2 separate regions of the Mus musculus genome follow, and region 2 is linked to region 1. Evidence: chromatin loops called from intact Hi-C (ENCODE). Cell type or tissue: heart. All regions are shown on one strand. Each heading gives the region's core, and the rest is flanking DNA. Links, peaks and the distances in the headings are about the cores only. Region 1 has its middle 34 kb from the start of Ripor2. Region 2 has its middle 51 kb from the start of Gm22013.

Region 1 (5,376 bases), core at 148-5,147:
AACCAAGCATGAAGCCCTGTGCCCCGAGCTGTGACATGTGCCCTGAGCTCTGACATGGAATGCCTGTCCTTCTGGCTTTGCACCTGAATTTATTTTCCTTTCATGTAGATGGAATGGTTCAGTCATGTCTGTAGGAAGCCTCTACAGTTGTAGTCACTAGCCCTGGAAAATGTACCGGCTCATTTCAATGACACTGCCACAGGACACGTGCCCTGTCACCCAGTTTCCTTGTCCTGAATGTCCTATCAATAAAACGAGTTTCCTTCCTTACCTCAAAAGAATCAAGGACTTTGCATCCCTGAGTCCTTAGGAAAGCATGCTCCATTATCCTCTTTAATATTATCATCATACAGCACCCTAGGACCCAGGAGTGCACCACCAAATGCAAGACCCACATTTTCCCAAGAGGGTTTCAGGACCTAGAGACAGACATTAGCAGGAGGGTGTTTGCCTTGTATGCAGGCATGAGGCCCTGGGTCAACCCCGAACACACACACACACACACACACACACACACACACAAACCAAACAAATGATTTGGGCTAGCACAGTGGTGCAATCCTGTACTCTCAGCACTTAAGGAGGCTGAGGCAGGAAGATTGCTATAAATTCAAGGCTAGCCTGGTCTACACAGACAATACTAATTCAGCCAGAAGTACAAGGTAGGACCCTGTATTTAAAGCCAAAACGAAATCAAGCAGTAAGTATTTCTCTTCTAAGGCAGGCCTTGTCAACACACCCCCTTCACAGTCATCCAGCCAGAACAAGAACTGCCCAGGACTGTTTTCAGATTAGATCTGCAGTCTACACAAGTTACTTTAGCACAAAGTCTTTATCAGACACCACCCAGTGAGAGACAAGCTTCCAGTGCCATTCCAAGAACAGCTGGCACTCAGCACCCTGGTTCTAACATCAGGGAAGTTGTACCAGCCTATAAATAACAACCCTCAGCCACAGAGTGCTGCCGGAAGCAGGCTGTTTGGCATTGACATGGGGTCATATCTCAATTGTGCAGCATCGAGTACAAAGACTGGCTGCACATCGGCCCAGCCGCTGCCTCCTTCTCTTCATCCATGAGGTTTGAAGCCTTTCCCTCTTTTTGCAGTGCTCTGTAAGAATCTCTGGGTAACCCCAGAGGATGCAGCCACTCTTCCAGGCTGTGGGTGCCACCTCCTGAGCACGCCCCCCCCCCCCCCCCCGGGAGCATGAGAGCTTAGGAACAGTGGCTAAGTGGTGTGGGTCTCTGCCGGGCCCCTCTCCTTCACCTCGGATGCTTTGTGACACCCCAACCCTCCTCACCTCCTGGGGCGATCCTGCAACAAGTCTCTAGGATGTTAGAAAGTGCACAGCTGGTGTCCGACAAGTCCCCGCTGGAGGCACACCACCTCCTCTCCGTGCGTGCGTGCCAGCTCCTTCTTCTCCTGCTTCCCTTGTTTACTTCTTGGCAGAACATAGTCCTCAGGAAGCTGGCCCAATCTACTCCAACAAACCTTACTCTAAGGTTTCCTGAAAAGCACTGAGGCCCTCCGGAGCAGACACGTGGAGGAGTGTCTCGCACCTTCCAGGGACAACAACCTCCGCCCCTTGCACTGCCAAAAGTGAGGCTTATAGCCAGGCTTAAAACCCTCAGGTGTTGTGTTTTATAAAAAGATAAGAAGAGGAGGGATATGTTTGGTGGAGGTGCAGTCAGATGTGGGGGGAGGGGGGCTCTGCGGGCCCATGCTAAGGCATCCCTTCCCCCTGAGGGACCAACAACAAGGTATGGGGAGGGGAGATGAGAGAGTAGAGGAGTAGAGGCCGGCCAGGAGCACGTGGAGTGTGTGTGTGTGTGTGTGTGTGTGTGTGTGTGTGTGTGTGTGTGTGTGTGTGTAGGGGGGGGGGGATTGGAATGCGGAGAAACCGGGAGCAGGATCAAGGAGACAGAGCAAAGAGCAAGTAAGCAAGAGAGGAGGGGGCAAGCAGCCCCTGTTTAGTGAGTCAGGCACACCTGACTGTTGCCAGGTAACTGTGGGGCGGAGCCTAAACAAGTAGCTACCTTCAGGTACCTCGAGGATTTGGGGAGAATTCTAAACTCTAGTCAATCCATATGGCTATGATGGCTTACATTTGTGATCCCTGTACTTGGAAGACTGAGGCAGGAGGATTCCATCCTAGTCTATTTAGTGAGTTTCAGGCCATCCTAGGAATGAGAGCATGTCTAAAAAAAAAGAAAAAGAAAGAAAGAAGGGAAGGGAAGGGAAGGGAAGGGAAGGGAAGGGAAGGGAAGGGAAGGGAAGGGAAGGGAAGGGAAGGGAAGGGAAAAGAAAAGAAAAGAAAAAAGAAATCTACAATAGCAACACCTCCCACCTTGTGATGGTGTTGTTAGAGTTTTGATTTTTGCAGTCTTGGTTTCTACGGCCTTCTGCCCTCTCCCACTTTACAACGCAGTAGCGTTTCCTTCTTGTTTTTTGTTTTAAAATCCCTCCTGCCTCAGCGCCCCCGGCTGTTCTCAGGTTTACACCCTTGTTTATGAACCTGGGTTCAGTGCGCTCAGCTGTTTGTGGCCTCCTGGAGGATGGGTGGTACTCCTCAGTCTACACACGGTGCGCGCTTCTCGGAAACGGAGGTTTGTTTCGCAGAGCTGAAACCACCTTTGTTGTGTTGATTCCTGTCAGCTGTCAGAAATCAGAGACCACCCCTGGAAGGAGCCTGGGGCGGGGCCAGGGCGGCAGCCACGCGGCAAAGGCTTCGGCAGAATAAAGTTTTTCCATAGCAACCTGAGCTCATATTTAAAAGGAGAATTGTCTTCTAAATGGTAGAAGTGAAAATAGACTCCCTCCTGCGCCTAACCTGAGGACAGGGAGAGCAAGGGAGGAAGCAACCAGGCCTGGCAGGGATCTAACCAGCTGGCACTGTGTCCACACTCCCCCTCCCCTTCCCTCTCCATCCCTTCTCCCACCCCTCCCCTTCCTCCCTCCCTTCCCCCTTTTCCTCTCCCTCCTCTCTCCCCCTCCCTTCCCTCTCCCTTCTCTCTCCCCCTTCCTCTGTTGGTTTGTTCGTTCGTTCTTTTGTTAGTTTTCATTCGAAGCAGCTTCTTTCTTTGCTAAAGTTGCTGGCTGGCACAGGTAGAGTGGGAGAACAGAGCAACTGTCCACCCCACCAGCCTGGTGGATTGGCGCTGACTCTGTTTTCTGAGAGGAGACCGGCTTTTGTGCTCTGCTTCTTAGAAGCTGCAAACTTGCTGCCTACCTAAGGCAAGGCAGGGGATATTAAGAGGTCAGAGTCAGGGGTCACCGGGCCTCTTTCCTCAGGGCAAGGCCTCCATAATGCTGGGACACAGTCTCTTTAGTTTGATGTTTAGCCTTTAATTGCTGCTTTCTTTTTATTTTGTTCTGTTTTTTCAAACCAGTCTCATGTATCCCAGGTTGACCTAGAACACTGTTGTGTAGTTGAGCTAACCTGATACTTTTGAGTGCTGGGATGACAGGGGTGCAGCTACCCCAAGGCGCCTGGCTTCTGTGTGCTGGGGATTGTCCAGGGCTTCTCCAGCTGAGCCACATCTGAAGCCTTCACCACTGTCCCCTTCAGCCTGACAATGCACAAGGTCAGGGAGAATGGGGGTTTCTCGGTCTGCAATGCTCCATTTTCTCCAAAGCAACCCAGCCTTCTCAGCTGTCTGCACGGTGCTGGATGTAGCAGGTTTAGGGCTCATCCAATAAGCAGGGAGCCCAAGAGTGACAGCTTGAGTGTGGCAAGAGGGGTGGGCCTTGTCTACAGCATCCTCCTCTGTCCACAGCAATGACAGGCGTGGAGAACTGGGGATTCTGAAGTGGTGGCTCTTTCAAATAAAGGAGTGTTTCGAGACCTCCTCCAACAGAATCTTTGAAATAACCAGATGCAATAAGTGTTCCCCTTTCAAAAGAGGAATATTATTTTCTTCCATGGAATCTGGGTGTGGGGTGTGGGTGTTGTTATGCTATTACTTTTATTTTTTATTCGTGTATGCATATGTGTGTGTGTGTGTGTGAGAGAGAGAGAGAGAGAGAGAGAGAGAGAGTGCTATAGGTGAGCAGTGCTTTGGGAAGCCAAGACAGAGTGTTGGATCTCCTGGAGCTGGAACTACAAGGTGAACCACTCAGTGTGGGTGCTGGGGACCAAACCTGGGTCCTCCCGCGTGTTCGAGCAGGATGACCTTAACTGCCGCACCACCTTTCAAGGCCCTTCTTTGGAATCTTTGAAAAAAAGTTTCCTTCAAGTTATTGTTCTGTCCTCAGCATGTCACTTAGTGACTGAGAGGTCAGTAAGATGCAAATATTGAAGAAAGGCCACACAAGTCACACAAGGAAGATGTTTCCTTGCGCTGGTGAAGTGGCTTAAGAGATAACAGTGCTTGCTGCCTACAGTGAGGGCCTGGGCATCATCCCCAGGCCCCACGTGGTGGAAGGAGAGAACCAACTCTGACAGTTGCCCTTTGACCTTCATGCAAACACTGTGATCCCCTCCCACCACCCATACCTTACCTGCCCCTGCACAAGCAAATACATACATGGAAACAAAAATTAGAGTTTTCAAAGTATTATTATGTTCAAGTCCTTAATTCTGAATTCTTGTGTCTTTGCTTCTCAGTGGAGGAAGTTTGGGGTTTGGGGAGATTTCAGATCTGTGATTTTTCAATTATGGATGTTCAATCTGTGGGCAGAAATGAAGTTACTAAGCCCAAATCTGCAGACCCTCATGTCTTCAGGGCTCCTGATGTTGCTTTCTGGCCTGCAGAGCGCACTGGGCATCTTCCTGCCCAGTGTAAGGGCTGCAGTAATATCTGTAACTGTCTTGTTTTTGTTATTATTGTTGTTGGTTTGTTTGGTTTTGTTGTTGTTGTTGTGTTTGTTTGTTTTTTGGTTTGGTTTGGTTTTGGTTTTTCGAGACAGGGTTTCTCTGTAGTCCTGGCTGTCCTGGAGCTCACTCTGTAGACCAGGCTGGCACGGGGAAACAATGTATCAAAACAAAATAAAACAACTTCCCCTGCACCCCCCCCCCCAAAAAACCCACAAACAAAAAGTCGCTAACCACTCACTCCAAGCAATCAAACCCTGAGCCCACAGCTCTGAGGTCACAGACCATACCCAATGTCAGTCTTTCCTGAGGGGCTTTATGGGTTGTTCTCCTTTCTAGGGAACAAATAGATTTGTTCAATGAGCAATCGCCTTGTAATCTTACTGAAGAAAATCCATTGTTGACCAAAAAAGAAAAAGGAAGGAAGAAAGTATATTCAGGAGAAAATATGGGTGATCATGGCCTGGCAACAGAGACTTGGGTTCCCCCAAACTGCATATACAATGTGAAAGCAATATCATGAAGTTTTTATAGTAGCAGAATAAAGGATATACATCAAGATGC
Region 2 (5,376 bases), core at 268-5,267, 67 kb before region 1:
GTCAGTAGAAGATGGCACTGAAGCTATGTGTTGCCTAAGACTTCAAAGAAGGGAGATGGTCTGGCCAAGAAGGAAGAGGCCATAAGGGAATAGAATTCAAAGGTGTGAAGGAAAGAATAAGACAAGAATGCAGAGGACTTGTAGAGAATCGAGAGGTAGATGAAGTTACCATAGCAACAATAGCTTCCTGTGCATCTGCTTCTTGTGTGCAGGGGAGAAGCTCACCAGCTCCATTGGAGATAGTGAGGGTCACAGTCACAATGCATACAGTGCCAGGGTTTGAATGCAAATCATCTCTCCAGGCCCCTGTGTTTGAACACTTGATCCCCAGGGATGGCAGGCCTAGGTGGGGCCTAGCTGGGGAGACTAGGTCACTGGAAGTGGTCCTTTGAGATTCGTATCGTAGCCAACATTCTGTCATCTTTCTGCTTTCCTACCACAGACATGACATGAACCACCTCACACTGCTGCCTCCATGCCTCCCCACACTCTACGACAGACTGTAGCCCCTAGCTCGGGTATACACTCAAATCTACTCTTCCCTTTAAGTTGCTTCTTATCGAATATTGGATCACAACAGAGACAGTAACTAAAATATCCAAAAAGGATTGTCAGCCTTGAAGTGCCCGCTGTGGGTGAAACCAGTCTGAGGGTGCTGGGCCTCAGTCCTTCAGCCTCATCTGGGGAGTGGGCAAAAGACCCGCTACCGCAGGAACAGGAAAAACTAGGCCATCTCTCATTTGAATTGGTAACAAAGGTTTATCAGTTTTAAGAGGGGTGGGCTGGAGAGGTGCCTCAGCATTTGAGAGTAAGTACTGCTCCCATAAAGGACCCAGGTTCAATTCTTAGCACCCACAGGGTGGCTCACAACCATCTGTAACCCCAGTTCCAGGGGATCCAACAGACCCACGCATAGTGTGCATACATGCATGCAGGCAAAACATTCATACACATAAACACAAAAATAAACAGATCTTTAAAAAACGATTTTAGAGGAGAGAATGTTTGGAATTTGTCATGGTTAGTTGATAACATTTGAAAGACAAGTTGAAACCTTAGGGTCAAGGGGAAATACTACTTACTTTTGCAAAGAAAAATTAATAATTGTGTTAAGATCTTTTTTTAAAGCAGTCAACATGAGGAGGCTAGGTCACATTACAACACGGTTGCTACCTCAGTACAGTCATTGACAGGGCTGTCTTGTCAATAAATGCTTATTGGATGAATGAATGAATGAATGAGTGAGTGAATAACAATGATAAATGCAGAACGCTGAGAAGAAAATTCTTCACACACACACACACACACACACACACACACATACACACCACACACTTGAGATAGAAGTTCATGTAGCCCAGGCCTTGAATTTGAAGTATAGCTGAGAACGGCCTTGAGCTTCTGAGCTTCCTGCCCCCATATCTCAAGTGCTAAGACTGCAAATGCCAGGCTCAGAAGTCAATTCTCCTAAAACCACGGGTACATGGAGAGAGACAAAGCACTGGAGGTGTGTGTTAACGATGCTGTCTCTGTGCCCTGACCATGCCTTGTCCTAACCACCTGCCTTATACTGCCTGTTATTCTTTCTTTTTTTTCTAAATGTTTTTTTTAAACATTTATTTAACAGAAACACCTTTTGTGTGAGCATCTAACATCTTAAATGACCATAAGAGAATGTATAAACTTAATGGCAATGTTTTGCTGCTCATGAAGATATAGTTTTATTTTGTTTTCCAAATATGCTATGATTTGCAACCTCTGAAAACATTTTTGACACGAAACGTTAGTTGCATCTGTCATGTTAGGATGAAGAGACATGGTCAAGTAAAGGAGAGAAGATGGAAAAGACTTGTGTCGTGACATAATTTTTAATTGGTGAACAGATATGTCCACAGTGATCTTGCTTTTAAACTCTCCTTTGGTAAGACCAGTCACACCATCAGATACTAGATCAGCCCTGCAAATATCTTCTTTAGAGAGCCTTCTGATGTTGGCTCTGTGGCTGTGGCGATTAATCTTGATCAGTGACTTGTCTAGACTCCAAAAGCATATCTAGGCAGTGTGTATAAAGGTATTCCTTCTGGGCAGCACCGTCCTGTGGGGTGGGAACTTGGCCTGAATCTGGAGGAAGTGAACAGAAAACCAGCATCCATATCTCTGTCTCTGTCTCTGTCTCTCCCTCCTTCCACACTGTGAACACGACATCACCAGTCCTTCACGTTCCTCACGCTGTAACCTCCCCACCATGATGAGCTGTAGCTGGTAACTGTGAGTCATAGTGACTGCTCTGTCAGGTATTTGTCCCTGCAGTGAGGAAAGGAACTAACTCATCAACTAAACATAATTGTTTTTCAATGACTAAGAGTCTCTCTCTCTCTCTCTCTCTCTCTCTCTCTCTCTCTCTCTCCCCCTCCCTCCCTCCTCCTTCCCCTTCCCTCTCCCTGTCTTTTTCTCTCTATAATATTTTAATACAAAACCCAAGCTTGCCTGGCCTAGACTTGTGATTCCCAGCTTTGGTCTCCTAAGTATTAGGATGTGAGGTATGCACAACAATGACTGCCGGGGCAAACATACAGGTTTCTTGGGCTTCATTCAAATGAAACAAATAAGAAGGCAGAAAAGCCATATGCTGTTGGATGTATGCAGTGGTTCTTATGTTTATAGATGAATGGCGAGTCTTATCTGAGTTGATTTGCTTTGAACCATGTCTCTGCTGACTAATATGGAACCTTGTCTGAGTCTAGGGACACTGCAGTGAGACTCAGTCTTGAGACAGAATAGGCTCAGGACCTTCTTCAAACCTCTGGACCAGCAGAGGATGAAGGACTTGATGGAGAAGTAGACGTTCCAAGTCCCACAAGGAAACAAGATAACAGAGAAAGACTCTAGCTTCAAAGCTGTCGAGTCCAGCTTGAGTGGAAGAACTCTCTAGTGAACTCTGGGTTCTTCTATAAAAAGAAAACACAAGCTAGGGGTTAGGTTGTTAGTTTCTTTCTTTCTTTCTTTCTTTCTTTCTTTCTTTGTCTGCTTTGTTTGGGGTTTTTTATTTGTTTGTTTAAATTTTGCTGTTTTGGTTGTTCTTTTTGTTTTTACATATTTTGAGTACCAGGTGATGAAATCTAGGACCTCACACACACTAGGCCAATGCCCTACCACAGAGCTGCATACCAAACCCAGATTTCATTGCCCCTGCCTAGGAAAGCCAAAAATAGATAGATAGATAGATAGATAGATAGATAGATAGATAGATAGATAGATAGATAGATAGATAGATAAAATAAACCTTCTGAGAGCTGTGGTTCCTAGAGAGCCTATTTTCTTGACCATTTTAAACACTGTTATTATAATTGTTAAAGATGGGAAATGAAGAATATATAATATTTTGATAGGTCTTTTTTTCTGACAGGTGGTTGTACCTTAATTGTTTTTTATTTGTGTGTGTGTGTGTGTGTGTGTGTGTGTGTGTGTGTGTGTGTGTATACCATGTATATGCAGTGCCCACAGAGGCCAGAAGGGGGCATCAGCTGCCCTGGGGCTGGAGTTAGAGGTGGCTGTGAGCCTAGATTCTCAGCGAGAGCAGCAGGTGCTCTTAACCTCTCCACCTTCTGTGTGCCCACATTCTTATGGGTGTGTTTTATAACTATAGTCTTGCCTACAAGATTTGTACATTTTTGTAGTTTTCAATGAGTAAATATTCAGTGGGGTGGGCACGATGGCTTAGAAGGCAAAGGTGCTTGCTGCCATACCTGATCACCTGATCCCTGGGACTCACATTCCTGCAAGGAGAAAAGTGATGCCTGGAAGTTGTTCTCTGATTATTGCATGCATGTTGTGGTGTGTGTGTGTGTGTGTGTGTGTGTGTGTGTGTGTATGTGCATGTGTGTGTGTGTGTGTGTCTTTTGTACATACACACTCGTACAAACTAAATGTAATTTTAAAAATTTAAAGGCAATCCTCCAAGTAACTATATTAAATGGTTATCTTTAATTTCAGGGTAGATCTTGTGTTGGATGCTGTGTTAGTGACTTTTCTTGTTGCTGTGACACAAACAAATTAAGGAAGGCAGGGCTTACTTTGTCCCATGGTTCATCATTGTGGGAAGGCATGGCAGCAGGAGCATGACTGGTTACAGTGCCTACACAGCCAGGAAGCAGATAGGCGTTTGCTGGGCTTCAGGAGCCCTTTTCTCTTGTCTCTTTGTGTTTAGTCCAGGGCACGGAGGGTGCAGCCCACACTCAGGGTGGTCTTCCCTCTTCAGTTAAACTCTCTGGAAACTCCTCACACGCACCTAGACGTGTGTCTCCTGAAGACGGACAGTGAAGCTCAGCCATTATTAAGGCTGCCTACCAAGTGTCCCATCATACCTGTGGTCTAAGAACTGTCTCCCAAACTGAGGCTGATGGACCTAATCCAAGCCTGGCTCTGTTTTGTGAATGTTTCCCTGGAACACAGCCAACTCATAGCTATTTTAAACACAATGACACGACTGAGTCACTATATCAGTGATGACAGAGCCAGCAACACCTCCAAAACACTTGACCCTTTACAGAAGATGTCCGTTGACTCCTGACCCAAGTTATTAAGGATATTATATATCCATCTTTAGCACTGAAAGAACCATATAGCATAAATTGTTTATAGTCTTTAAATTTAACCATGTATATATACCTATATAAGGCTTATATTCATATGTACACATATGTAAATATATACATAAATATGTGACAGGTTTGATACACAGGAGTTCATGTGAGAGTACATGGACACTTGTGCATTTATATGTATGTGCATATGTATATGTCTGCATGTCCTCAGTGTTTACTGAATTATTTATGTAGAGCATCCCTAAGTCATGGCATCTCTGATTGTCCTGAACCAATAGAACCAGTCGCCCACTTTCTGAACTCACTAACTGGTCCCCTGCCATGGAAGTGGAAAACATTGCCTGAGGAACACAAGAACCCATACAATTTGTCTCTTTATGAAGGTGATTATTGTCAAGAGCTGGACCTCGTGTTCCTTTGCTGCTGGTCCAGGAAGCCGGGGGACAATGGGCACCTTCTTCAGGGTGCTGTGCTCATCAGTTAGGACCTGCTGCTCTCCTGCAGAGTTTCTCAAAACTATAAAGAACAAGAAAAAAAATCAGCAGCAGAGAAGAAAGCAAAGGGAAAAATAACACAGGGGAAAGAAAAGAGTCTAAAGATACTTTACACATAAATAATATATCCAACATTGCCCTGTGATGTGTATAGGTTAAAATACAAACTAAAGGCCCCATCATCTCTCTGTTCATGTATTCATAATTCATTTCCTAACTGACTAAGTGAACACTTGCTAAGTGTAGGCTGCACGGGGTTTGAGGCATGTACATAGAGC

What was found. A loop is a pair of places that touch in the nucleus more often than their neighbours do. Peaks named below come from ENCODE experiments on the same cell type or tissue, not always from the same donor. Only the 100,000 strongest peaks of a DNase experiment are listed, where the experiment ranks them.
Region 2: it touches region 1 in a loop (1.9-fold over the local background); 13 of 42 quality-filtered maps call a loop at or near these places.

What each region holds. Positions count from the first base shown.
Region 1 is chr13:24,602,284-24,607,659 of GRCm38, forward strand. It overlaps a transcript of Ripor2 not described here and the pseudogene Gm11346. Among named protein-coding and RNA genes, the nearest start is that of Ripor2, 34 kb to the right of the region's middle. In heart, for the core only: no CTCF peak of the experiment used is centred there; DNase peaks (open chromatin) are centred at 928, 1,468 and 2,598; H3K4me3 peaks cover 1,835 bases; H3K27ac peaks cover 3,702 bases.
Region 2 is chr13:24,534,683-24,540,058 of GRCm38, forward strand. It overlaps a transcript of Ripor2 not described here. Among named protein-coding and RNA genes, the nearest start is that of Gm22013, 51 kb to the left of the region's middle. In heart, for the core only: no CTCF peak of the experiment used is centred there; no DNase peak of the experiment used is centred there; H3K27ac peaks cover 453 bases.